7 separate regions of the Mus musculus genome follow, and all the other regions are linked to region 3. Evidence: chromatin loops called from intact Hi-C (ENCODE). Cell type or tissue: left cerebral cortex. All regions are shown on one strand.

What was found. A loop is a pair of places that touch in the nucleus more often than their neighbours do. Peaks named below come from ENCODE experiments on the same cell type or tissue, not always from the same donor. Only the 100,000 strongest peaks of a DNase experiment are listed, where the experiment ranks them.
Region 1: it touches region 3 in a loop (2.7-fold over the local background); 2 of 42 quality-filtered maps call a loop at or near these places.
Region 2: a loop joins it to region 3, with 4 times the contacts of the local background. A loop is called at or near these places in 5 of 42 quality-filtered maps.
Region 4: it touches region 3 in a loop (11-fold over the local background); 30 of 42 quality-filtered maps call a loop at or near these places.
Region 5: it touches region 3 in a loop (5-fold over the local background); 3 of 42 quality-filtered maps call a loop at or near these places.
Region 6: it touches region 3 in a loop (5-fold over the local background); 31 of 42 quality-filtered maps call a loop at or near these places.
Region 7: it touches region 3 in a loop (6-fold over the local background); 4 of 42 quality-filtered maps call a loop at or near these places.

What each region holds. Positions count from the first base shown.
Region 1 is chr14:14,701,930-14,705,929 of GRCm38, reverse strand. Slc4a7 (solute carrier family 4, sodium bicarbonate cotransporter, member 7) reads right to left here and starts at 2,905. Exons shown (of 26, transcript NM_001360504.1): 1 at 2,650-2,905. The coding sequence starts at 2,697. In left cerebral cortex, CTCF peaks have their summits at 2,390 and 3,034; DNase peaks (open chromatin) are centred at 2,379, 2,721 and 3,077; H3K4me3 peaks cover 1,701 bases; H3K27ac peaks cover 817 bases.
Region 2 is chr14:14,480,440-14,484,439 of GRCm38, reverse strand. No RefSeq gene overlaps it. Among named protein-coding and RNA genes, the nearest start is that of Il3ra, 140 kb to the right of the region's middle. In left cerebral cortex, a CTCF peak has its summit at 2,410 (motif pointing left); a DNase peak (open chromatin) is centred at 2,403.
Region 3 is chr14:14,983,120-14,987,119 of GRCm38, reverse strand. Nek10 (NIMA (never in mitosis gene a)- related kinase 10) reads right to left here. Exons shown (of 35, transcript NM_001195229.1): 31 at 343-453. Among named protein-coding and RNA genes, the nearest start is that of Gm46441, 42 kb to the left of the region's middle. In left cerebral cortex, a CTCF peak has its summit at 1,648 (motif pointing right); DNase peaks (open chromatin) are centred at 1,659, 2,265 and 2,728; H3K27ac peaks cover 676 bases.
Region 4 is chr14:14,861,655-14,865,654 of GRCm38, reverse strand. Nek10 (NIMA (never in mitosis gene a)- related kinase 10) reads right to left here. Exons shown (of 35, transcript NM_001195229.1): 18 at 3,967-4,000; 19 at 2,154-2,199; 20 at 141-262; 21 at 1-22. Among named protein-coding and RNA genes, the nearest start is that of Nek10, 43 kb to the right of the region's middle. In left cerebral cortex, a CTCF peak has its summit at 1,738 (motif pointing left); a DNase peak (open chromatin) is centred at 1,721.
Region 5 is chr14:14,933,232-14,937,231 of GRCm38, reverse strand. All of the region lies in intron 24 of Nek10 (NIMA (never in mitosis gene a)- related kinase 10), which reads right to left. Among named protein-coding and RNA genes, the nearest start is that of Gm46441, 92 kb to the left of the region's middle. In left cerebral cortex, no CTCF peak of the experiment used is centred here; DNase peaks (open chromatin) are centred at 1,983 and 2,221.
Region 6 is chr14:14,867,341-14,871,340 of GRCm38, reverse strand. The region is part of intron 21 of Nek10 (NIMA (never in mitosis gene a)- related kinase 10); the gene reads right to left. Among named protein-coding and RNA genes, the nearest start is that of Nek10, 49 kb to the right of the region's middle. In left cerebral cortex, no CTCF peak of the experiment used is centred here; DNase peaks (open chromatin) are centred at 9 and 1,903.
Region 7 is chr14:14,903,344-14,907,343 of GRCm38, reverse strand. The region is part of intron 22 of Nek10 (NIMA (never in mitosis gene a)- related kinase 10); the gene reads right to left. Among named protein-coding and RNA genes, the nearest start is that of Nek10, 85 kb to the right of the region's middle. In left cerebral cortex, a CTCF peak has its summit at 2,150 (motif pointing right); DNase peaks (open chromatin) are centred at 2,164 and 3,885.

The DNA.
Region 1 (4,000 bases), 280 kb after region 3:
CTTTGATGCCAGTCTGTGTTATGTAGTGAATTCAAAATCAGCCTCAAACACACAGGGAAATCTTCCCTTAAGAGAGAGAGAGAGAGAGAGAGAGAGAGAGAGAAAGAGAGAAAGAGAGAAAGAGAGAAAGAGAGAAAGAGAGAAAGAGAGAAAGAGAAAGCCTATAAAATGAAAGAAATCAGAGAAGCAACCTTTTCATGGGACATTCTCAAAATGCTCAAAAGAAAGCTTCTTTGCTAAAACTAGAGAATTGGTACTATATGCTACAACCTACACTAGAAAACATGACTAACAACTACTTATCCAACATTAAAAAAATAAGATTTTGATAAATTCCAAATCAAACCTACAATGGTGACATTTTTATTAATGCAAAACAAATGTTGCAGCCAAGCCTAGCATAGATAAGCCTCCCCCTCACCCAGTTCAATCCCTCAAAACAAAAGATAATGTGAGGTAAAGTTTTCCTTCCAATGCTATGGTCAGTGAGAAATCATAATACTAAATTATGAGAGATGGGCTCCATCTACAAAGTAATATAAGTGGCCTCCAACATAACGGCTACTCAAATATTTTTGCATAATTATAAACTTAAGGTGGTATATAAATATGAATTTTAGTCAACTCTTTTGGCTAGGCCAGTCTATTGTGAAGTAAAAGTTGCAACTGAGCGCTAGACATAGTGGCTCATGCCTATAATGCAAGCACTAGTGTGGCTAAAACAGAAGGATTGTAGCAAGGTTGAGGCCTGCTTGGGGACGATGTGGGTTCCTGTCTAGAAAGAAAGAAAGAAAGAAAGAAAGAAAGAAAGTAAGTTAGTTATAATTGACAAACATCACAGTATCTCATTTTTATGTTTTCACTTACCAAAGTAAAGTGAGCATGTTTCCACCTTCCAAAAAGCAGAACGCTCTCCACTATTTTAACCTATTGTCACTGCTGCTTCCAGACTAGAAGCAATTTTATTTCTGTATTATAATTTATTTTGTATTGCTGTTTTGCTTGCATGTATGTCTGTATGAAGGTGTATCTCCCCTGGAAGAGGAAGTACAAACAGTTGTAAGCTGCCAAGTGGGTGCTGGGAAATGAACCTGGGTCCTATGAAAGAGCAGCCAATGATCTTAACAACAGAGCCGTTTCTCCAGCCCCTTATTTCTATTATTACTTTCTGTAAGTTTATTATTGCCAAGTTTTATTCTCCCAAAGACTTAGGGTGTATGACCTTCCAAAATACTCTCCTATCATGGTACTAATACCAGAACTGAGTTCCTTGCCATCTGTTTGTCCCCTATCCTGTCCCTTATTGTAGACACACACCCACACCCCTCTGAATGAAGCTTCTATCGGAAAAAAGTGCTTCTACTCTGGACACTACAGAATAAGTTCTCAATAAGCTACTGCACAGAATGCATGCATGGATGGATGGATGGATGGATGGATGAATGGATGGATGGACGGATGAATGGCAATAGCCTTACTGTGTATGACGACTTCTGCCTAAATAGACTGTGATAGAGAATACAACATTTTTACCCAGGTTTATGAAAACTGATACTGTTTACTGTTCAGCTGAAAATGTGCAAATAAGGTTAAGAACAAGCAACAGTGTATTTGACAGATAGTCTTGGAGAAGGTCCTGAAGGTTCATTCAAAGGCCATAAAAAGAATCCTAAGGAGTTTCCAGTACTTCATCACTGTGACCCATCAAACCCATAACCACTACAGAACTTCACAGTCTTAAGACCGAAGTTTTCCTTTATATTTAAAGAGTTTATATTTGAATACTGTGAAGTAATGAATGATCACCGCCCACGGCCTCCACAATAACTTTTAAAGTAACGAGAGGAGGGAGCCTTAAGGAAAATTCTACCAAAAAAAAAAAAAAAAAAAAAAAAAAACCGGCAAAATGTCCTTTTCCTTGTTTTGAAAAGACTGGAAAATTCATCCCTGCAACCTTCCCTCCCATTTCACTGGTCAGAGTAAAAATTGGAAGTAGGAAAATTAGTACCACCACATCCTTTGAGTCAGAGACTCTGAAAGGAGAAAGCAGTTTCTTCTGTAGGGCACATACACGTTCCTGTTTCTAGAGAACGGGCCACTTGTGTGCCCCCCGCCCCCTCCCCCGTTTAAATGAGAGCCCAGTTTCTGCGCGTCCCAAGTCCGCCCTTACTCAGGCTGCTTGCACTGGGAAAGCGGGATCGGCTGGACTGGGGACGCGCGGCGCAGAGCACTGGGGTCTCTCTCGGTCCATTCTCTTTCTATGGAGCCCGGAGGAGGACACTGCACTCACGGTGCTTCTCCTGGGCCTGCGACCCAACACGCCACAGAGCGCCGGCCCCGACGGCCGGTCCCGACTCCGGCCACAGGCTGAAGGCGGCGGCGGCGGCAGGAACAGCAGCCTGGGCTGAAGGACGGCAGCGTCCACGCGGCGGGAGAACACGGCTCCCGGAGCCGCGCGTCTGAGAGCCGGGCACTGCGGCGGCGGACACGCGTCCTCGGGAGAGGCGTCCCCGAGGGCTCGAAGCCGGCCGTCCCCTGCGACCCCCGCCACACAAAGGCGACGGCGGCGCGCGGCCGCCAGCATAGGCCGCCGGCAGCCCCGCCGCGACGCCGCCTTTGTCTGCGGGCCTCGGCCTCCCCGCTCCTTACCCGCGTGAGTAGCGGTCTCATCTGCTCGCCGGCCCCGTCTGCCTCCATGGCCCGCCCCGGAGCTCTGAGAGGCCGCGACCGCAGCAGAGACGGGCACGCGGAGGGAGACCCTGTGCGGAGCGCTGGCCGCCGAGAGCTGGCCCCGGAGTGCGGCGACCGCTGCGAGCGCGGGACGTTCTCCGGGAGAGAGAGGCAACGGCGTGCCGCGAGGACTGAGACGGGCAGAGGACGCGGCGCGGAGGAGGCAGCGGCGCCCGGGCGGGGGCGGGGCGGGGGGCGGGGCTGGGGGGCGGGGGCGGGGGCGGGGGCGGGGCGCGCTCCGGCACGCCCCCCCCGGAGCACGCCCCCTGCCTGTTAGGCACCAGGTCCGGCGTCGAGCGACCGCCTCCAGTGGCTAAGGGGCTTGGAGGTAGGGCGGAGACAAAAGAAGACAGACATTCGTATCAGCCAATCAGCAGCTCGGAAGGGTCTGTCGCCTCCCCCGCCCCCCAGGTCAGTTTCCCGGAGGCCCCGCCCCTCTTTGTAAAGACTTAATTGACCGAGGCTGAGAGTGGAACTCGGTTTTTCGAATCGGAAGTTCTACAGACTTTCGAAGTGGAATGGGGTCATCACCCCATTCAGCTCCTCACCACGTGTTTTACAAGCAGGAGAGAAACAGGACGACGCCAGATTCATTCTCTGCCTCTGCAAGTTTCTCTCCTAGAGGTAACTCTATCGTGGACCCTGTAAAAGAGGGGATACATTTAGCAACTTGCCTAGTGCACTCCCTGCACTGGCCTAGTTCCACAACCTGTCCCACTCTTGGGTCGACCCTATAGGTAGGGTGCTTGTCTACTATCTACCTGGGTGTGGAGGTGATGGTCTCCATCACAAATGGACATTGAAGGATTAAATACATTTCTGTCCCTCTGTGAAGGTGTGTCACTTGTGGTGTGCTTATCACTATTGTTAACAGGTTGTTGATAAAGACAATAAAAGAGCCGGGCAGTGGTGCCGCACGCCTTTAATCCCAGCACTTGGGAGGCAGAGGCAGGAGGATTTCTGAGTTCTAGGCTAGCCTGGTCTACAGAGTGAGTTCCAGAACAGCCAGGGCTACACAGAGAAACCCTGTCTCAAGAAAAAAAAAAAAAAAAAGACAATAAAAGGTTGAGCTGAGAAAATCTAAATTCGATTATGAAAGGAAATACTTATCATCAGGTCAAGACTCATCCCTAACCCATTATCAATAAATAGCAAAGTGTACTGGGTACTGCTTTGGGTCCCAGACCCCTCCTGGCTTTGTTCTAAATTTCCCAGAGAGGTACAGGGCAGGCTCACACACGACTGTCCAAGAACAGGTGTGCTTCCATTA
Region 2 (4,000 bases), 500 kb after region 3:
GCAAATGAAAACTTCAGTGCCAGCAATGGGTTACCTCTTTTGGAGTTGTTGCATACCGAGGCTTCATAGACCCATAACTATTATAGGTGGTTGATAGTGCTAGGAATTGTCTTCCAGAACTTAACAGTAAGGCACCACATACTCAAGTCCTAGAACATGAAGAAATCAAGGCGGTACTGATATGAAACCTTCATCCCCACTGGTTAGCTTTTGTACAGTGCTGGCAGGTGCTATGCTCAATACTTGTGGTGGTTTGAATATGTTTGGCCCAGGTGTAGAGGAATGGTTCTGATGCTTTGATTTCATCAGGAACTGTATTTAATGATGCTTAAAGACCTTGCCCCCAATTGGTCTTTAATCTGTCAATAAAGATGCCAGCATTCAGTGGGTGGGTGGAAAGAAAGAGGTGGGACTTCCAGATTCCCACAAGCTAGGAGGAGGGGAGGGCAGGAAGAGGAGAATAGAGATTCTTGGGGGAGACTCAGAATTTTAGGGGAAATCTTCTGAAATGTAGGCAGAAAAGGAAAGCACCCCACAGAAGGACAGCCCAAAATCATCTTGGGCAGCAAGATTAATGGTCTTCACAGAAGGTAACCTAGCAACTAAGCTGAGGGAAGATTTAGAGGTGCTGAACTAGGAGGAAAGGAACCAAGCAACTAAGCTGAGGGTAGATTCAGACATGTTGAGCTAGGAGTAAAGGAAAGGGCACACTAGCTACTGTAGGCTTAGAAGAGCTCAGCCACTGAGCCAATAAGGCAGGTTAAAAATGAACTAATGTGTTTGTGTCTTTCATCCATGGATCCAAGAGAACCTAAAGCAGGGTAGTAAAAACTACATGCTAGGAGGTTCGGCCTTGTTGGAGTAAGTGTGGCCTTGTAGGAAGTGCCACTGTGGGAATGGGCTTTGAGACCTCCCTGCCTGGAAGGTTGTCTCTTCTTGGTTGCCTTCAGATCAGGATATAGAACTCCTAGCTCCTCCAGTATCATGTCTGCCTGCATGCTGCCATGCTTCCTGTCATGATGGTAATGGACTGAACCTCTGAAAGTGTAAGCCAGCCCCAATGTAATGTTTACCTTTATAAGAGTTGCCATGGTCATAGTGTCTTTTCACAGCAATGGACCCTCACTAAGACAATACTGGAGGAGAAAGTAATTATCAAATTTACCCAACTATGAATAATGTGAGCTGTAGTGATGATGGCAAGATGACCGCTGGTATAATAGTGGCATGAATATCATAGGAGTAACCAACTGTTAAGAACAAAACTAAAAACCATTTTGTGTAACTTAGAAACCATTTTTTTGTGTGTGTAACTTAAAAAGCCATGTTATGTGACTTGAAATACTCCGATGCCCAAGCTTACTACCAGGCTTCTCTGACAAGGCCTCAGAAGCAAGGCCTTGGTGGGCTACTGAGAATTTGGCTATGAACCTAGCCCATGACTGATATAATATGCTAATGAACTAACCCACAGGTAGTCTTGATGTACTAGTTTGTCACTGTGAGCTGTGAACCCTGATAGAGCTATGCTATTACCCATTGAAATGATAACAGAAATCGGAACTTTGGGAATGGTCTGTAGGATGATACTGCTATATTCTGAGACACTGTGTTGATACCCATCAGCAAGAAGACTAAAGACTGAGGCCCTGGCCTTAGTGACTGTTGAACTTCCAGTACTGTTGCTGGGCTCACACAGTCCTGCTTGTCAGAGATAGCTGCTGCCCAGGACTCTTGTGGATCTTCTGGATGTCCAACAGTGCCAGCCTCTGACCTGTCACAGCTGAAGGACTTCATGGCAGACATGGGTAGACCCTGCCAGCTTTTGAAGTATCTTTGCTAGAGAATATGCCCCAGTGGAACCCTGCAGCAGCATTTCTGTCCAAGCAAGTGCTCCCTGCTTGGTAAGATGTCTGTTTAACCTTTATACTTGCATAATTTTATCAGGAAAGTTTGTGTGAATAAACTGAATGTATTTGAAAGAAAGAAAGAAAAATCCTGTATGGACATCCTAATTTCTGAGAGCCTTATAGCTCATAGGCCACACTATCTGCACCAACTACTTTTTGATTGGATTTATATCCACCCCACAAAAATGAAATCCTTTATATATTGGAGAACCTGTGACTAGACTGGATAAAGACCACAGGAGATCATTCTGTTCAACCAATGTAATATCACACTGACTCGTAATGACTTACCATTATACCCATAGATTAATGCATCTCTCAGTTCTCATCTGAAAAGCCTCCATTTTCAGTAAATTGTGATTAACATAGACACCTACAACTTTCCAAAGTGTCATGTGTTTTGATTAGTTTAATTAATGTAACTCTTCAATGCAGTCAGCAAGAAGTCTCTCTCCTCTTTTAGACAGTCTAAAAGGGTGAATGGCTGCCACCTTGTGTTCAGAGTCACAAAAGCACCTGCAGCATTTGGAAGCAACACACATTCTTTTCTGTCTAGTCTAGTGACACATTTACTTTCCATTCCCAAGGCCAATCTATAACTGTTTGAATGAGATAAAAAAAAAACAGTAATATTTGTAGGAAAAACGTACACTCAATTAATGGATATCTTGGACTACAGCAGACTATGACCCATTTACATGTGCATCTTCTGACTTAATTAGTTTTATAAAATGTGATACTAAAACACCAAAAGTTCAGAGGAAGCTATGGGCAGCAGGATACCTTACAACCTTGAGGAATTTTGCTCTGTCTTATAAAGTAATGGAATTTTTAACAATAATAATTTGATTTAACTTTTAGTTCTAAGATATATATAATGGCTCTAGGTATGGTATATGTCTAGTAACTATTTGTGGTCCATTTTTAAAATCTAAATGAGCAAAACAAAATCATCTGACTTACAGGGTTTTGAGAGGATTGAATTGTAAAGTTTCCTTTGGTCACTATATGTACTATTTACAGATATTGATATCAGTGAAAAGAAATATATTAATAAAAATAAAGCCCATTCAGTCCTGAAAAGGCAGCTAGAGCATAAAAGCAAACAGCCTAGGGTAGGTTAGATCACTGGGCGTCATTGGGCTGACAAAACATTCTGTAAAGAATTGTCTCCTAAACACATTAAAATTCATAGGCCATTTCCATAATCCTAACTATTCCATGAAAGCTAGTAGATTTGTAAAACATAACAAAACAAAAATAATAGTTTAAAACTAATTGTTTACACTTTATATTTTAAACTTGAAGACTTGTTCTTGCAGCCATACACAAACAGCTTTTCTTTTGCCTGGTTATCACCCTGTCAAGACTCTAATGCCAGTACTGTAGGTGCTTGTGAATTGAGTGAAGTGGACTTTAAAGTCCTGACAGGCAGGACTGGTTTGGTAAAGAGTTTCTAAGGCTGCGAGTATGGATGAGCATCTTCCACCTCCTGCAGTCTGGATTTGTCACCACCTGCGGTCATTTGCTATTTCCAGTCTGCACATCTGTTGCTGCTTGAGGCCATTGCTCGTGGTGATGGCTAGAAGAAATCCCACAGATGTCCTCAGCACACACAAGGTCTTTACAATTAGTGACCAGTTTCCTTGTCTGATGGCCTCTGTGGGCCTAAGAGTGCTCTTAAACAAAATAAAAAGTCATCTTGCAGTTTGCAGCAAGACCATTTCTTGTGAGTGATTTGGGGTGTCGCCTCTCCTGAGTCAGAACGTGGGGGAGTGAGCCCTCATGTTGTGGGTCTTTCATTTCATGCATTGACCGGGAAACACGACCACCCCTCACACCCAAGAACTGACTTGGAGGCATGGGGATCCCCTCTGGAATGTATGCATGCCGGCCGGTGACGTGTGCTTATTGTGTTGGTTTGTTTGTCTGTGTCTTGTCCTTTGTTTCTGAAGCATGGCGCAGTCTGAGTTTGGATCCACCTGAGTTTGGTTTCTCTGGTGTTTGTAGATGATGGGGTTTTCTGAAACACACGCTTGGTATTTGCAGCTGTCCTTTCGGGCCATAAGGACCGCAGGACTGTGGTCACC
Region 3 (4,000 bases):
GGTGGCTTTGCATGGTCAAGTGATGGTTTCAGGTAGAAAATGCAATTTAGGGGGCTCACTGAATAACCTTCTCCAAAATACTGGGACAGATGCTTCAAAGGCAGGCTGCAATATACATATTTTAAAATTAAAGACATTTATTCTTACGCAAACATGTAGTTACAAGGAAAGAGCTGTATCAGCCAGCCACCTGGAGCTAATAGCCACAAAAAGAAGCATGGGAAACAGGGAAGGTGGACCCATTTGGTTGAGCATTACCCTTTAACAGTAGGCAAAGATCAGGGAGCAGGGTTGGGATGAAGACATCTCTCATGGATAGGTGTCTACATGGAGAACACATACCTTCTTAATTTCAGATTTCAGGTTACATGGGTTGCTCTGCTGACTGAACAGGGACTTCTTGAATCTCTCTATAACCCTTCTCTTCAGATCATGGTGCAGAGCTGGAGGGAGCTGCAGAAAGCAAGAGGACAGCCATTACAACCAACTCCTCCACAGTGCATCAGCCCCTACAGGAAGCACTTATATGGGGCCAGCACAACAGTACATCCTCAAAACCTAAGGAGGACTCTGAGTTAGCAAATTATATGCTATAGTTTTCATCCTCTGCATAGAGGAGTGGCTCTGCTTTTTTATCTTGTCACAGTCACCCTTACTGATACCACTCTCACATAACAGCTATGCACATGCACATTCCATTTAGTAAAGCGCACCCTTGACAAGGGAGGTACATTCTATTCATGTGTAGGCGTCTGTCACATGCCGGAACCACACCAAGCACCTAAGTGACAGCCTTCAGAAGATCTGATACTTTGGACCAGGAAACACAAAATCTTGACAGCTATGTGTCGGCCTGTGTGTCTTCCTGTAACAGTTCCGCTAGACAGAAACAAAATCCTAGGGGCCACCATTCCCAGGAGAGCATGGATTGGCATGCATTATGACCTCGATAGGATGCTGTGGACTGCATACATATATAGGCAGTCACAGCAGAGTCTCAGAAAAGGGGATTTAAAACAACCACCCAATTGCAGGGCTTGGCAGGCAGGAATTGCATGGGAAATCAGAGTTCTGGTGGCACAGAGGGTGAGGTGAAGTCTGGGAGAAGAATACCACAAAAGAAGTAGGATCAGAATTATCAGGGGTCTCCATCTCAATAAGCTTTTTTTTTTTTTATAGCTAAACATTAAAAGGAAGAGCTGAGGAGAGAGGTGGGTTGGGGTGAAACAAGTGCTCCCAATTAAAAAGAAAAAAAAAAAAGAAAGAAAACTATAAACTCCAACCAAATGATGACCCAGACAGGCAGGGACACTGCAGAGATGATCAAACTCAGCTCTGCTTCACCACCTGGGACTTCAGTTGGGTTACTACCTTGTAACTATCTGGAACCAATAAAAATATGTGTACCACCATGAAGGAAGTCTGATTCAAAGCCCTCCAAATTCACGATTATTCTTGCCTTTCACATGGACTAACAGAGGAATATGTAAGGCGAAGAAGACAATGAAGTTTTTAGCATTGGTCTCTTTGCAAGGGAAGGGGTGGAGCCCTGAGAGGATGGAGACCCAGCCTAGAAAGACAGGACTTGGTGATTCCCTATTGTTTCCTGCCAGAAGGCGCCACCTCCCTGAAGCAAACAGCAGAGGGCAGTGGTGCGCTAGGTCCCGTTAGCAACCTCCCAGCTTTACTGCAGCCGTCTGTGAAAGGAAGGGCCTCACATCCTGCTGGCCACAAAGGCATATTGAAGATGTGGTCACCAGTGGACTCAGCCTAACACTGGAAGGCATCAGAATAACTGTCACAGAGATCTTGACAAGTCTTGCTATTTATTTAACTTGATAAGTCTCTGGTTAACTTGGAGGATCGTCTATTGCCCCTGAATTCAATGGAAGAAACACTTGAGCTCACTCCAGTAAGCTCACATCCCTAAGATAGGCAGTGCAAGCAAGCTACCGTGTCTCAGTGAGATAAATACTGTTAGCACAGTGTCCCATCCATCAATCTTTCAGTAAGAATTGAAAACTACGTAAAATGGTGATGGCTCATTTATATATGAAGTACGTATAACAACATAGTCAGTATAAAATCAGAACCAAAACGCACAGCTCATGCTTGCCAGATACTGTGAGCACTCCTTTGTGCTTGCATTCTTGCAACTCTCCCACAGCAAACTTGCAAAGCAGGTTCTGTTCCTAGGTAAGTAAAGGATGGGTCACACACCTTCCTTTTGAGGTGTGTTTGTATCAGCCTTATCCCTAAGCCAACACCACTAGCACAGGGCTGCCATACTGTACCTCACAGCTTATAAACATTCTTATGGACTCATTACATCTGACACACACACAGCCTGCAAGAACGCCCATTTTCTTGAAAAAGAAAATGGTTCTAGAAAAGATAATATGTTCTTCAGTTCAAACCTGGAAATGGTTTTTCTTGTACCACACAAAGTAATTTTAAAAAAAAAAAAAGAAGAAGAAGAAGAAGAAGAAGAAGAAGAAGAAATCCTGGTCGGCATGTCTTCTCAAACTTACATCAATATGAATTCTTTCCAAAACCCTGCATTCCCTACCTAGTTATATATTAGCAAGGCACCAGCAATTTGCAGGGCTCCACTGGATAAATAGTAGACCAAAATAGCACTCTATTCTATTTTGACATTTTACTGCTTAACATTTTCCCCCAAATGTTAAAAGCAAATGTTCTAAGATTACCATTTAAAGAAATAAAATCTCACACTTCTCTTAAAATTTAGAGTCCCTAAAACCAGATTTGGTAGGAGAAATGGAGTCATGCTTTGTACTGCTGCTGCATAACACAGTATGGCTGCCTGAGAGCCTGGGGGGCATCTGCTGCTGCTGCTGCATAACACAGTGTGGCTGCCTGAGAGCCTGGGGGACATCTGCTGCTGCTGCATAACACAGTGTGGCTGCCTGAGAGCCTGGGGGACATCTGCTGCTGCAGCATAACACAGTGTGGCCGCCTGAGAGCCTGGGGGACATCTGCTGCTGCAGCATAACACAGTGTGGCTGCCTGAGAGCCTGGGGGACATCTGCTGCTGCATAACACAGTGTGGCTGCCTGAGAGCCTGGGGGACATCTGCTGCTGCAGCATAACACAGTGTGGCCGCCTGAGAGCCTGGGGGACATCTGCTGCTGCAGCATAACACAGTGTGGCTGCCTGAGAGCCTGGGGGACATCTGCTGCTGCTGCTGCTGCATAACACAGTGTGGCTGCCTGAGAGCCTGGGGGACATCTGCTGCTGCTGCTGCTGCTAGCACCCCAGTGATGGGCAATCCTCCCCAGTCTTCCTATCTCTTCTCGTGGATACAGATGTATTGTAATTTTTTAAGTTGTTAGATGATGACTTCAAAGCATTTGTTTAACAAACTAAATAAAGTATAGTAGAGAATTAAAGCCACTCAGATTCCTTCAGCTCTGAGGGTCTTACCTATGCAATAACTACAAAGTAACATTTGAGCATTAATCTCCAGCTGCTCAAAGACACTGATTTCCAGCATCTGAGATGAAGTACTCATTGCCTTCTTAGCATGCTGGCATTAAGACTGTCTTTGCAGGTTAAGATGTACAATTGAAATAAGAAGTCTAACATCCTGACTTGTAGAACTATTACCACGAGATGAGTTTTGCAGGTATGTCTGTGAAACTGACATGTTATGTCTGTGAAACTGACATGTTAAGCATGGAAACTGGACAGGAACAGAAGCAAGGTTTTCATCAGTTTCTCCTCTGGTCCTCAGGAGGAGAGTGGGAAGCCTTAAGTTAATTATACTTTGACAGGCTTCCTTTGTACAACTTGTTCCTCTGCACCAACATATCACCTCAGCTGTGTTCTCTCCTTCCTGTGATGACACTGGCTGTATTGAGCACTGTGTGTTAGAATTCCCAGAGGGGAACCTTTCTTTGCTGTGTTAATAACATGAAGCTGAAAGTGTTCTTAAAGCACATTTGGAAAATCTACAGTCATTATGACTGAGCTGTCA
Region 4 (4,000 bases), 120 kb after region 3:
GATACCGAAGAGCTAAGCACAGCTTGAAACAAGAATGGAAGCAAATTTGATTCCTGCCATATACGTAACCAACAGTGTATCTCTAAGGTAGCTCAGAACTTTGTTGTATAAAGAAAATTTCAATGAAGGGTGTAGTGTACCTGTATAAATATTTTCCACAGTCGCTCTTCACTGAAATGGTGATGTTTTTCCTTCAAAGAATTAAAGTGCTCTCCAAGTGGGGCTCCTTCTATCAGCTCCATAACGATATACAACCTGTCATCTATGCAAAAGCAAAAAGGAGTCACAGAAATGTAAAGTCAGTATAAAGCCCTGGAAAACCTTCACAAATTAGAACCCGGGCTTTCCAAGGAGTGTTGGAGCACAAAACGGAAAACTTAGTGTCAGGATCCACTGAATGCTGGCAGAGCACAGAGCTGCCCTTGGGGCAGTCACAGCCTAGCAGCAACTTCCTCTGACTCCAGACTTTCTCCTCTCTGGCAAGCATAATCATTTTCTGCTTATACCATAGAATGCCTGAACCATGTCAAAGACAGTAAGCCAACTGTCTCAAGTCACGAGGCCTGCCTCTTAGTACCTCGGATCAAATAAGACGTTCAGAAAACCGCATTATAAATTGCATTTTGTATGGTGACATAGATTATGTCATACAAACTTACCCACGGATCACGCTATGATGTTGCAATAACACAGACTAAAGCACCTACCCATGACAGAGATTACTGCTAGGCCCCTCTCGAGTAGAGAGACCTGGACTCTGATTTTATGTTAGGGTTTACAAGGGTTTAGCACTGTTTGGGTTTTTGGTTTTCTTGTTGCTGTTTTTGTTCTCTGAATACACTCCTTTAAAGCCAATTTGAACTACTAATAATGATATGTGACATGTGTCTTTTCTGACTGTTGGACATACACAAAATACACACATACACAATCTGCCTGCAAAGGACAGACATCTCCCATCCTGCCCACTGGCTTCTCCACCAGTCTCACACTGCAGCATGAATGTAAGCACACTGTTCTTCCTGTTGCCTTTCACAGGATTGCAAAAATGAATAAACCATATAGCATCTCTCTTACGGACATTTATAGATTCCCAAGTTTCACCATTCCAAGAAATACATATTGCCTGCACTATGCTTAGCTGTTTGTTTTCATTTTCTCAAATTATAGTCTTCTTCATCATAGTTTATAACTTGGTAATATTATACATATTTTAAGTTTCCTTCAATTTATTTTGGAAGTCGTCAGGTTAAGTGTTTTGTTTTTGTAATGACTTGTACTTACTTCAGTCTAAGTCAGGAACTAAATCTGATAGCTTTAATTACAGGAATAATCCCGATATTAAGAACTAGCACGTAAGGAGGAAGGAGTCCATCTAAATCACTTAAAGAAGGGAAATGGGTAAAAACATAGCAATTGAGCTGCATACAGAACAGCTTCTGTTTAGTATTGAGACAGGGTCTCTCTATGCAGCCATGCCCAGCCTGAAACTCACTATGTAGATCAGGTTGTCCTCAAACACACACAGTCGGCCTCTGCCTCTCAAGTGCTGGGATTAAAGGACTGAGTCACCATGCCCGGCTAATACTTCAGGATTTTATGCTACAGATGGTTAAGTTCAATACTTCCTTCACTTGTAAACAAGCGACTGAGTTTGGCTTTGTTTGACTGTGCTCTCCATCCCACAAGCAGGAAACAAGCCAGCCAGCCTGCAGGCTCAGCCAGGACTCTGGCGCCACCTGGTGGCATCTACTGAAATTTGTGAGAAAAAAAAAAAAAAACCTTGAAGGCGGAGTCCAATCCATTTTATTAGGGGTGGAAAATGCCACTAGATGCTGCTGTGAGCTTGCAAAAAGAAAAATAAAACATCATGCTTTAGTTCTCTTTTCTCTTTTTCTTCTACAGTTCCTTTTCTGTACAATAATTTAATTATTTTTGTTTATTCACACTGTGCCTCTATATAATACAGATCAAAATATTTTAAGTATTCTCAGGTCATCAATTAAAAAATTATTTTACTGCTTAAGAAAGCAATGCCTAATAATAAAAGCCAGTAGAAAATAGCTGAATGGGTTTATTTTCTGCCAACATAATATAAATGTATATAAATAACAAACATATGTTTCCTTACTTAGAAAGCAATTCATACTTACTTTCCAAAAATGTTTTATAATAACGTACAACATTGGGATGATAAAGCTGTAAGAAAACAAATAGCAAACACTTATCAGACTCTTCAAAACACAAGCTTTTGTACACTGAAGTTTCATCTAAGACTGCCAGCTGCCATTTAAGGTTTTAAATGACTTTTTTAAGTTAATGAAAGAGACAGTGTCCTCCATGCCTTTGTGAACCAGGCTAGAAGATGCTGCACTTCCTAATGGGCAGTGGACAGGTTTAGGACTGATCAGTTCCTTAACGATTCCCTTAGCATGCTCTGCCCCAGGGTTGGGCCTCAGCTACACAGGGAGGGAGAAAGTTCTAAAAAAGAAAAATGGTGTAAAATGTCTCCAACTATTTATTTAGAATGTAGTTTCTAGGTAAAGTGTCTTGTTTCAGAGGAATTGCCATGATGTCTATAAATGGTTTGTGCCTCTGAGTGTCCCTCTGAGTGGGGCCCACGTAGCTGCTACTCACACCAACCCAGCGGTCTCAGGGTTATCAGCAGCAGAGTAGCCAGGATGTGGCTTCCCAGGCAGCAGTGACATTTGTCTGTCCCTCAGCCCTGGAAGTGTCCTTTCTGCTGCTTTTCCCACTTGGGATGGGAAGGTGTCACCAGCAGTTGCATGGAACAGGGAATAATGCCAACTTGTGCCATTCTCTAAGCCTGGTAGTTCGAAGCCTCTGTGCTGTGCTCATTGTCACCTCTTAGCAGACAGGGTCTCTCACTCCCGTACCTATGGCTTCTGTATTCCATGACATCCTTCTTTTTGGTTCAGGTGGCTCCCACAGGAGGGACAATCTTCAGTGACATCAAAATCTAAACTGTGGCACCCTGATTGGCCTCTTCTGGACCCTTTTTCTTAGGAAACGCACTTAAACAAATTAGCACCCAAATCAACTAGCAAGTGGGGACAGGATGAGTTTCTGAACGGATGGGATGGCTTCTTGCGATCTAATCCATTAGTGGTGACTTTTGTTGTAACTTAGTGATGTCAAACTATAGGTTTCAATGAATAAAGACCATGTTTGTGACACCAAGCAAACATGACTGCAGGGCGCAGTGAGGCTGGCAGCTTCCTAGAACTTAGAAACAGAAATGCACAAACAAGGAGAGCTGGGAAAGGAACCAGCATCTTCTCGGATTACAGAAAGAATTCCCATTTCTCGCCTGCGCTCCGTTTTCCTCCAATACTCCTTCATAATGACAGCTAATTGAGCGATTATGTCACATATTCATGATAATAAAAATAACCCAGAAGACAGTGGGGCCCACCCCTAATCTCAGCACTTAGGACAGGGAGCCAGGAAAGGGGGGGGCGGGTCCTGAAGGTCAGTCTGTACTACAGAGCAGGGCTAAGACCAGCCTAGACTACACAAGCCTGCTCTAGAAAGGGGAAATGAAACAAAACCTACATTTTAGATTTAATAAGCCAGACTTGAGGGGTGTCAACAGGTTGGCTTTAGCTGACTGAAGTTGGAGGGTGGTCTTTCTCAAATTCCCAGCACTCCATTAAGGGTGTCTTTCTCCTGTTCCTATGCAGTAACTCAGTAGCTAAGCATACATGGTGTGTTCTGGTTTGTAAGCTCAACTGTTTTGCATCCAAGGCCCTGCTATAAACTCCTAAAAGAGTTTCCATGACTCAATAACAAGCTTTAGGAAAAACACTGGCAAAAATATCACTGCACCAATGTCCAGTATTTCATACCGAACTGATTTATAAACGGCATGGACAAGAACAGCAGCAGAGCTCAGCTTCAATGACATTTATATCAGAGACATCTCAGAAATAAGACAATATTTACCTGCTCCTTAATTATTGTTAATTCAGAAACAATG
Region 5 (4,000 bases), 50 kb after region 3:
AAGTTAAGGGAAGAAATTTTCTGGGAGGTCACAGCTTTTTGTACATTTTCCAGCTATATTCAGTCAACATTAACACAGGGTAGAGGGTCTTACAAAACACAGACAAATATAAAACCCAGTGACTTAGAGGTGTGAGATATTTATATAGTTAAAAGTAAACTCCCACCACTCAGGAGTCGGAGTCAGGAAGATCACGAGCTTAAGGCCAATCCGGGATGCAGTATCTTTAAAAGGGGAGGGGGTCATTTAAAAATAATTTTAATTTTTTTAAGATTATAGCTTATCTTGGTGTATAAAAGAACAGTTCACAAACTGCAAGGATCTGAGCTAAAGATGAAAAGCTGATGTGCAAAAGCTGATTAAATATAAAGCAGGGAGCATTTCGACCTTTCTTACAACTATGAGCTTTCTCATTCATTTCAAGGTCAGCAGAGGTGTTTGCACTCATTCTGCCTGATTAATTTCATTTCACTTGGTCTTGTTCATGAGGATCTTATACTAATATTCTGTGTTTTACTTCTGATAATAAAATTTCAGGGACACAGAGATAACTTACATAGGGATACACTGTTATCTTGATTGGAATATGTCCCCATTTTTCTTAAGAACTTTTGCTTAAGTAACTTGACACATTGAATGCTAATGTTTCTATGGTCTTGGAGGCAGAGAATATTATCAGGAATGGTGAAGTGAGTGCCATTCACATTTCATCTAGCTACTGTCAGAAAGCGATTAACACAGCCATGGAATCAACTGGCAAGATCACTGCACTGTTTGCATTTCAGTTTATAAACTATTGCATGATGGGATTGTAATGTTTTAATTCATCACTGCCAACTTCTTGAGAGAAGGCTGTGCCCTGTGGAGTGATGGGCTGTGCACAGACAGCCTGGTCCCCAGTCGAGCAGAGGTCTGGAATCCAGAGCCCTGGTGGGTGGTGATTTTCACCTGCATGGGACAGAAAGAGTTCGGCCACGCCTCCTGTGCACCCGGCTCAGTAGCTACAGCCCCCCTGCAGAGAGGTATGGGCATCAAATTCATAGTAGCTGCACCAAGCCCTCCCACATGCAAATAAGGTTTCCCCAAACTCTCAGTCCAAGGCAATGAGAAGTACCTGTTGTCAAACCCTGAATCATCCCCACAACTGTATATAAGTCCTATCAAGGGAATAAAAGGTGTGGGAGAACTTCTCCATCTTCTGAGCCTTTTGTCCTAAGAGCTGTAACACTTGGGGAAAGATCTGCTCTCCCAAAGTGCCACCCGAGGCTCTGCAGCACTCCTCACTGGCTAGTTGGCTTCTCATAGGCCCAGCCAGACAGGACTCAGTGCATGGCAGCAGGGAATTACTGCATGACAGAGGTGGAGGGATTTCCCCTCCCTGCCAGCACTCACTTCCCTTCTCTAGAACCCTCGCACCAAGCCTGGTCAGAGATCTTTGTGGAAAGCCTCTGGTACTCAGGCCCACAGTGCCCCCTCACAAAGACATTGAATAGCATTTAAGATGCAACCTGGCTCCTGAGAACTATTTGGTGAATGACCAAATGAATCCATGAATGGGTCAACACAGCCTAACGTCTACACAATTTAACCTATCCTTAATCAAGATGTCTGATCACAGACATGTGGGCCTCCAGAAACACACTGGCAAGGGTTCCCCTGGAGCTCCATGGCTCACTTGAGTATCTCAGACACCTTCTTCAGAGACACATATATGCTAAAGATTGGCATGGGACACTCTCCAAAGATTCCCTAAGCAAATAAGCATAAAATCATGTTCTAGGGGGCAGAGGGGAAACCCTAGAATATTGCTCTCATTCACCAAAATTATGCTCCAGTCAGATGAGATGGAAAAATTGCAAGTAATACTGTTCGACTGTCTTCATGTCATGTTTTATGAAACAGAGTTGGAGGCAATTCAAGCCTGTAAGGACTCCATTGTTACCAGAACTCACAACTGCCTCTCTAATCATTACGTCTGCTTGGAAACAAAGCAACAGACAGCTTATGCAGCCAGGCACAAAGAAAAACTCACACACTTGGAATAGGTTTGCATAAAAGGAAATATTCTTCCTTGGAGAAGAAAAGGGAAAGAAGGGAAGACAGGAGAGTAACTCAGCTGCCTCCATGCAGCTCCTCCATATACTGCCTGGGAAAAACAGCAAGATGCTGTCTGGCTTTGTTCCAGACTCTTCAGGGCTGCTAAATAATTCTCCCAATTTAAAAGATTGCCTAAAAAAGAAAAGTTTTGATAACAAAATGTGTGAATAAAAATGCAAATACTGTGGGCTGTGCTTGACAACAATGCGCAAAGTAAAACTGGGGTGCTGAGAAATGAGGTGTGTGTGACTGGAAATAACACAGAGTTTAAGAGTGACTGTAAGAGCAGCTGCTGGCCTGTAAGCCAGCAGCCAGGAGGCTGAGACAGGAGGATAAGCCTGGGCCAGCCTAGCTTAAATAGCAGGATTCTATCTAAAAGGAAAAAAATAATCACTAAATTATATCAGGAATTTTTGTATTCCAAGGCTCTGTTTAGCTGCTGGCAACTGACTCTGAACCTGATAATTTGCTGAGTTGCTGATGGTTTTATATATATATGAAATCTTACACAATATTTGGTAGAAAACGAAAGACTAAGAAAATGGCAAATCAGAAAGTATGCTCTAATTCTTGTAGAACTTAGCTTTTCAACACTATAAATTCAAAGCAAATTAAACTTACAACTGCATTCAACACACAATAGATTTTGGCTTGAAGTTTTCTAGAGATAAAAATTTCCCAGAGTAAATGTAGAAAATGAGGAATCTTGAATTTTAAATGAAAATGTCTGCTACAGTATATGCCCTGCAATCTTAACTTATAGTTAGCTATACAGTTAAATTGCCAGGCCTAACTTACTGTCATTTCTTAATATTTTAAATGATAAACACCTTGAAAAACATTTGATCAGGGGGCTGGATCAGTGGATAAAGCACTTGTCAACAAAGGGGCAAGGACCAGAGATTGGATCCCAAGAACCCATATAAAAGACACACTCAGAAGCCAGAGAGAAGGGAATCTCCAAGACAAATTGGCCAATTGGTCTATCTAATTAATGAGCTCTGAGTTCAATTGAGAGACTCAGACTCAACAAAGTAAAGAATGATTTAAAAAGACATCAAGCATCACCATTGAACTCCAGACACATGTGCCCACACACATGAACCTGCATATATGTGAACATGTATACAAATAAGTGTGTATATATATGCATATGCACACACACACACACACACACACACACAAATACACATATATATGCACACCACAACACCACATACTCATTTAATGCAATATAACAGCAGCAAAGCACTTAATCTGGAACCCCCAATAAATGCCACTAAGTCTTTGAAACATCATAATTGAAGTGAACACAGGACCTACCATGAAGCCTTCTCCTGCAGCCCCATCTTAAAGCTTCATCTAGGCAGCCATTGCTCATCTTGGGGTGAATTTCATGATGATGGCCTGTCTTTATCTTGCTGGTGACACTTACCCTTCCCCTGGTCTTGCTTCCAAGTCTCAAAATTGTAACTGAATAAATCCAGTTGCTCCTATCTCCAGAATCAGTCCACTTCTCCAGCTAACAGAAGTAGTTTTAGTCTTCTTAGCACTGTGCCCACAACCACAGTGCAAGCAATGTTTCCCCACCCATTCCATCTCACCATCAACATCACCATTAGCTCTCTGTATCCAATGGAATCTTTTTTCTCCCCTTTCCTTCCACTTTACCTGTTCTTCATGAGCCCAGCAACATGAGCTTCACTAGAGATGGTGTCACTATACACCACTCTGCTTGTCACCTTTAGTAACAACCCCTATTCCACCAAATGATGAAACAGATATAGAAAACTTGACCAGCATCTTCAGTACACAGGGGTTTGCTATGACCAAGATGTTCTATAGAATTTGAGACTCCTAAGATTAGGTCTGTGTTAGGTAAACATGGAGACGGCCAAGAAAT
Region 6 (4,000 bases), 120 kb after region 3:
TGGTGGCTTCAGCCTTGCGGTGACTGCCCCTTTGTGGTAACATGTTTCATCAGCTAAAGCACCTTTGTTAGCAGCATTGCCAAGTGCAGTCACACACACACACACACACACACACACACACACACACACACACACACACTTCATCTACCTTCCTGAAATATGGGGGGGGGGGATTGGTGCAATAATATTTTACCATAGTACCTCTTAAAACTAAGTTATAGCCATATTTTAATCAACTTTGATAGATATTGATAAAAATCCAAGACACCTATTGCATTTAAGATATTGTTAAAGAGTTATGTATTATTGTGTTAGTCAGAAAATCATCTTCTACTCCCTGATGAAAATGATATCATGCCTTGTCCTGGTTACACCATCACTGTGGTAGAAAAAAAAATCACATTGCAGCAAATCTGCCCCTGGGCTATTCCTTCCGACTTCTATGGGTCTAGTTGTCTTATGCTCCCTCACACAAGCTAAAATGTCCAGAAAGTTAGAGACTTAATAACTGCTAAGTGAAACTGTAAGAAGTATTAAGTCAGTGGATTGGCAATAAAGCAGCAAGAGGCAGAGAAAGGAAAAGGAAGCGGGCAGTTGCTCATTCTTCTAAACCCTAGTGATTGTTTTAGGGAGCCTGGCACAAGCTGAGGATATAATTTTACAGTTGCAGAGTCAACATAAAAAGGAAGTGTGTTGCTATGCCTACTGTTTATACCTAATTAACATAGCTGGCCTGTCCACTTCCGGTTTAAAGAGGGACTGATCAAGCTTATCTCCTGCAGTTCTCAAAGCCTTGCTAAAATATGGGTAGGGGGCTGTCTTTGAGAATGAGTGTGGTGACAGGGAGGAAAGAGCTGTATCAACGACACCTTGGAAGATGGTGAGGAAGGAGGAGCATAGGGGACAGACCTGGCTGTGCACACTTTCCACACCTCTGAGAAAAGAAAGAGCAAAGGCCATCCAAAGGTCAAAGTCATGGACCTTGTAGAGCTAAAGATGGAGTCCCAGGCCCCCTCCTACCCACACAGTGCGCACAGAGATTCAAAATTCAAAAGTACCACAGCCAACTAGGCACCAGCCAGCAGATGGCTATATCCAAGGGAACTCGGTGAAAATCCAAATTGAATATGGTCCCCTGAGCCTGCCAAACACATGGCTCCCACAATGGCAACACAGCAGCAGGCTGAGGGGATAGGCCAGTCCTGAGACAGTTTCTTTGGAGCAAGGCTTGAATGGATACCAACTTCAGGATCTCTGAAGAAATCTCTACCATGCTACAAGTGCCCAGGTAATGGACCTAGCTAGAACACAGAGTGATTCCAACAACTGTTTCCAGTCTCTTCTGTAACATTAAAGACAGCCCTTCTATACCAGAAGCATAAGGGGAATATCCAACAGGAATAAAAGAGATCAGACTAAGCAGCTAAGCAAGGGGGAAACAAAGATGGACCAGAAAATACAGAAGCTATGCGGGCTGTTGAGGAAAGAAGTCTCCCTTACACTGGGGAATAAAAGCCAGGTCCTTCTAGGATGGAACAGAGAACATTGTGGAACATTCAGAGATCAAAACTACTACTAAAAGTCAAATGGTCAATAAAATGACTAAAAAATAAATCTGAAGAAATAACTGAGGTACAAGTAGAGAGAGATAAGACACATAAACTTTTATGCTAAATAAAGGCCCATACAGGACCAAGGGTGAAAGGAACACCCTGAAATTTTCCAAGGAGATATAGTAGCTCATGAAAGTTAGACTGGAACTCAGATTCCTATCAGTTGGACAGGATCTGGAAGCAGGAAGAAACGCCTTCAAAATCAGGAAGGCCAGGAGCTCCTGGTGCATAGCTGAAACTTCAGTATTCAAGATGCTGATGCAGGGGCAAAGAGTACAAGCAAATGGAAAGTTCCAGAATAACAGCTGTGCACCAGACAAAAGGGAAGTTCAGTTTACACTGTTGGTACAGCTACAAGAGTAGGGTGTCCAGGAATAGAAAACTGGCAGTTTCCCTGATCTACACTGTAGACACCATGCAGATAATACGCAGCATCATTATGAGAGAGCTGAAAAGAGATAAGGGTGGATACATAGAAACACAAGCAGAAAGGAAGGCAACTATTAGCTTGAAGGAAAACAAAAAGGTCTATAAGAAAGGAAAGGTAATTTGTCTGGGCAATAACTGTACACTGATAATGATGTAAACACTGAGTATTGCTTTAACCCTGAGCTATACTGACAGCATGTAGATGGGCCAACTGGGAATAGGAAAACTAAACCATCATGATGAAAGTCAAATACCATCTGGAAATGGAAAAAAAAATGGACCAGGTAACTTCATAAGCATGGTCTCACTGTTTTATTCTGTAAACAATTTCAATGTGTGCCATGAAATAAAGTTTAAATATAAAAACTAAGCTAAAAAATAATGGAGTAGATTCAATATGTTTAAATACAGCAAGGAGATGACTATAGTTATTAATCCAGTAAGGAAATAATATGTACAGTTAGCTATTATTATTTCTGCTATGAAATTCAAGCTCACAATTTTAATAATACCCTTTGACTTATAAATTGAAATATGTAGAAGTAAATTATTTTTAAAAAATCTTGAGTAAAAACAGAACAGATTTGTAAAAAGTTTATGGTAAACACAATTATGGTTGATTTCAAATGATTAAGCAAATGTTTGTCCAAGATAAAGATTCACAATTGTTTGATTTCTTGGTTCTTTATTTCATAATTCATTAGCATGAAAATATTACCAAGTGACTTTATATTGAAGGTTTATGTAAAGAGTTTCTATTTTAAGTTATTTTTATTTTTCAAAATAATACAGTATGTTCTACTTTTACAAATCTGGCCAATAAATTTGAATTCTGATTTGTGAATGCACTTGAATATGGGGAATGCCCATTTAATGGCCTCCTCGTTAGCTTCCGCCCAACTATTACCTAGCAACACCCACCCTGCTATTTAAGAGCCAGGAGTCAGGCATATAAGAAGATCCCTCAGTACCTCCTCCCATCTCGCTCCTCTCTTTTCTTTCCCCTCTTCTCTGTCCCCTCCCCTCCCCTCCCCTCCCCTCCCCTCCCCTCTCCTCCCCTCTCCTCTTTCTCTCTTTCCACATGGCCCCAGCCAGTCTTTTCCCCTCCTCCTTTCTCCCTCTGTCTCTGTCCTTCTCATCTCAGTCCTCTCTTCACCTCTGTCCCCTTTCCAGGTCTCCTCCTACTCCCAAATAAACTTCCTTTTATACTAAGCCTGTCCTAGAGCCAATTTCTCAGGGCATGGGTGAGGGACGCCTTAGTATGGGCGCCCTGAGGTGCTTTCTCCCTCCACATCACCATCCCTGTTTTAGAAAACATTTTATGTTCTGAAATCAAGTGCAAGTTGGATGTCCCTCCCATTGGGGAGCTGGGACCTACAAATTGACCTTTAAACTATCCACTGGGAGGTGGCAACGATCAGGAAAAATGTTAACACCACTCCTTTTATTATTTTTTTTATTTTTTTGAGATTTATAATTACATCATTTCCCCCTTCCCTTCCTCCCTCCAAAATATGCCCCTCCTTCCATATACCCCCCTCCTTGTTATTTTTCAAATTCATGGCCTCTTTTTTTCATTAAGTGTTGTCACATCCATACATACATATATATTATATATACATACATACATACATACATACATACATACACACACATGTGTGCACACATAAACATATATTACATAAATATAACCTATTCAATCTGGATAACATTACTTGTATCTTGTAACATTACAGAAAATCACAACTAATCAAAATGTCAAATTGTAGAGCCCAGTCCCAATTGTAGAAGAGGGGGAGAAAGATTCGTAAAAGTCAGAAAACCAGGGACTTTGCTGTGAGACTGTGCTTCCTAAGAATGTTAGAAGCTACACTCACGAAGCAAACATAATTGAAGAAAGACAACAGAAGACATCAGAAATCAAACCGGGAAAGTCCAGGAGCCCTCAATCCCACACA
Region 7 (4,000 bases), 80 kb after region 3:
GACAGCTCACAAATGTCTGTAACTCCAGTTCCAGGGGATCAAACACACACAAAGGCAAAACATCAATGTACAAAAAAATAAAATCATTTAAAAAAAAAATAGAGCTGGAGAGATGGCTAAGCAGTTAAGAGCACTGACTGCTCTTCCAGAGGTCCTGAGTTCACTTTCCAACAACCACATGGTGTCTCACAACCATTTGTAATGGGACCTGATGCCCTCTTCTGGTGTGTCCAAAGACAGCTACAGTGTACTCACATAAATAAAATAAAACTTTAAAAAACCCAAAAAACAAAAAACAAAAAACAAAAAAAAACCCTCAAAGAATAAAACCACATGATCATCTCAGTAGATGCTGAGAAAGCATTTGACAAAATTCAATACCCCTTCATGGGTCTTAGAAAGATCAGGAATGCAAGGCTCACACCTAAGCACAGTAAAAGCAAATATACAAGAAAATAATAAACAACATCAAACTAAATAGAGAGAAACTTGAGGCAATCCCACTAAAATCAGGGACCAGACAAGGCTGCCTATTCTCTCCCTACCTATTCAATATAGTACCCGAAGTCCTAGCCAGAACAATTTGACAAGAGGAGGTCAAAGGGATACAAATTGGAAAGGAAGAAGTCAAATATCACTATTTGCAGATGATATGATAGTATACTTAAGTGACCCCAGAATTTCCACCAGAAAACACCTTCAGCTGATAAACAACTTCAGCAAAGGGGCTGGATATAAAATTAATGCAAACAAATCTGTAGCCTTCAAAGGATAAACAGACTGAGAAAGAAATTAGGGAAACAACCCCTTCACAATAGTCACAAATAATATAAAATACCTTGGTGTGACTCTAACCAAACAAGTGAAAGATGTGTACGGCAAGAACTGCAAGTCTCTGAAGAAAGAAATTGCAGATTTCAGAAGATGGAAAGATCTCCCATTCTCATGGATTGGTAGGCTTAATATAGTAAAAAATGGCCATCTGGCTGAAGGCAATCTACAGATTCAATGCAATCACCATCAAAATTCTACCCTAATTCTTCATAGAGTTAGAAAGAGCAATTTGCAAATTCATTTGGAATAACCAAGAACCCAGGATAGTGAAAACTATTCTCAACAATAAAAGAACTTCTGGGGGAATCACCATCCCTGACCTCAAGTTGTACTACAGAGCAATTGTTGGTATCAAGAACCAGTTTGGCAGATTGGCTCCTTACTCAGGAATATCACACATAGGTGACACCTGTTGCTAAGGCAACCACATATCTTCCCAGAGGATACTTTCCACACTTACCTGCGAACAGATTACATCACAGCCTAAATAAAAGACAGGCCTTTCCCACCATCGACCCTTTTTTCCTTTGTCTTTCTCTCTTTCCTCTTTTTGTCTCCAATAAACCTCTTCCACATGGAACTGTTTTGGCCTGGTGGTTTCTGTCTGGACATGAGCCACCATTCCAACATATGATTGGTGCTGAAACTGGGGACTCAGTCGTGCCCTCCAGCAGCTGTTGCTATGTTAGCCCAGGAGGTGACTGGCATAAGCACTGGGGACTGTGACTGAGTGAAGTGAAGTGGACCAGCCTCCAGAACATACCCCTCGAAAGTGCCTCTCCCACCCCTCCCACTCTGGGCTCTTGCAACTGTCTAAGAAACCCCTAGGCCTAAGGTGAGATGCTTTCTGGTAAGTTCAGGACTTACCGTGTATAGCCTCTAGGGGGCCTTAGTGATGATTTAGGCCTCTAGCCTGGCTCTATTTTTGGTTATTGAATTATTCTCGGGACGCCAGTATGAATAATGAAATAACTCTCCAATGGGTAATGTGATGTCTTTGAATGTATCTCTAGGTACCTCACTGAGATGTCTCCTGGACAATCTCAAATCTCTGAAGCTAACACCTGACTTGAGGGAATCAAGATCAGTACACCTTGGCAATAAGGTCTGGATTCAGTACCAGTTAGATAATAGCTTCAAATGTCCACTTCATGACACACTAGATCCAGTTATTTTAAGGCATCTTCACATATACTACCAGTGGTCTGGTAAATGGAAAGAAGCCCCCTATGTCCAAGCATTCTTCTATCTTCACTCCAATTCCTCCATGTGCTCCTCTTGTTCCCCAATCCAACTTCTCTTAGCCATGAAGCCTCCACTGCCTCCACTAGATGGTGCTACAACGCTTGATCCAGCTAAGGAGCTGCCCTCCTTCTGCCGCAGATCTGTTTCCACACCGCCAAAACCCAAACTGCTGCCTTGGTTTCTCCTTCTCACAAGGATACTCCAAAGCCTACTAGCTCGACCTCACCAGATCCCTCCTCTTTTGAGCAAGCTGCCGGTCATTCAAAACGCCCTACATTGGCGCCGAACTTTACCCCTCCTATCACGCACTCTAAGGCCACAGCCAAACACTTGACCCAGCATGGGTGCTTCCTTTAAGGGAAGTAGCTGGGGTGGATGGCCTTGTCAGAACACATGTTCATTTCTCACTGAGTGAACTTTCTCAAATAGAAAGCAAACTGGGCTCCTATACCTCTAACTCCTCCACCTTTATTAAAGAGTTTCAATATATTATTTAGCCTTATAGCTTGCCTTTCCATGATGTACATATTATCCTTCTTAATAACTTGCTTACTGAGGAACTAAGGAGAGTTTGAGAGCAAGCAAGAACATATGAAGATGAAAATCATCAAACAGATAGAACATATCCAATTGGTTCTGAGGCAGTGCCTGACCAGGATCCTTGAAGGAATTATACTTCCATGGGAAGTATTTTAGCCAGAGATAGATTTATAAATTGCCTTCTGGCTGGCCTAAGAAAAGCATCCTTAACGGCAGTAAATTTTGAAAAATTCCAAGAGGTTGTCCAGTACAAACATGAAAATCCATCTCAATATTTAGAACACCTCACAAAGGCTGTATTGCTGTATACCAATCTGGACCCTGAAAACCCAAAAGGTAAGCAATTTCTGATAACCTACTTTTTCCCCAGAGCTACCCCGACATAAAAGCCAAACAGAAAGCTGAAGAGGGGACCCCTAACTTCACAGGCGAAATTTTAGTGCTGGCCTTCAAGGTGTACCATGAGAGAGGTGAGAAAGGCCACAAACAAAAATATCATATGCTGGCAAAGGCTGTCTGACCAACCCCAGCCACTGCCCTGAACTCCTGGTCTTCAAAGACTCAGAGACCACCAGGCTTCTGCTACAAATGGGGTCAACAAGGTCATTGGGTAAAAGCTTGCTCTAGCTTCCTCAAGCCAAGGAGGCCATGGCCTAGGCACCATCAAGAGGGACATTGGGCTATCAATTACCCTTATGTTTCACATCACTCCCAGACAACCCTCCAACTGATCTCCTAGGTTTGGCTATGGCCTACTAAGGAGACCTGAGCTCCTTGACCCGACGACTGCCATCACTAGCAGGGAGCCCCAGGTAGGCATCATGGTATGTGGGCGGTCCATCTCCTTCCTATTGGACACTGGGGCTATTTAGTCCACTGTCCTGATGGAGTTTTGTGGACCCACTTCCCTCTCTCATTTACCTATTGTCAAGGTATGAGGGCAACCTTACATTCCTCATCAGACCCTAACACTTAGTTGCATTTCTAGGTGTGTACCTCTCACCCATTCCTTTTCAGCAGTGCCAACATGTCCTGTCCCCTTCTTGGGAAGGGATCTTGTAGCTAGGTTGGCAGTCTCTATTTCCTTTGCTCCCACCCATTCATATAAACCCAAAGTCACCAGCAGTTCCTCTGCTCCTTCTTCTACCCAGGATAGGATAAAGTCATTTCCAAGTTTGAAAGCAGTTTTCAAGAAATGTCTGAAACCAAGCTTACTATCCAGAACAGATTAGTTCTTTGGCAGCTGTGTTGCTTCAGAACCAATGGGAGCTAAATGTTCTGACAGCTAAAGAAGTTGGTCTTTGCCTGTTCCTTCAAGAATAATGCTGTTTCTATGTCAACCAATCTGGGAGAGTGAGAAATGAAATCCAGGAGCTACAAT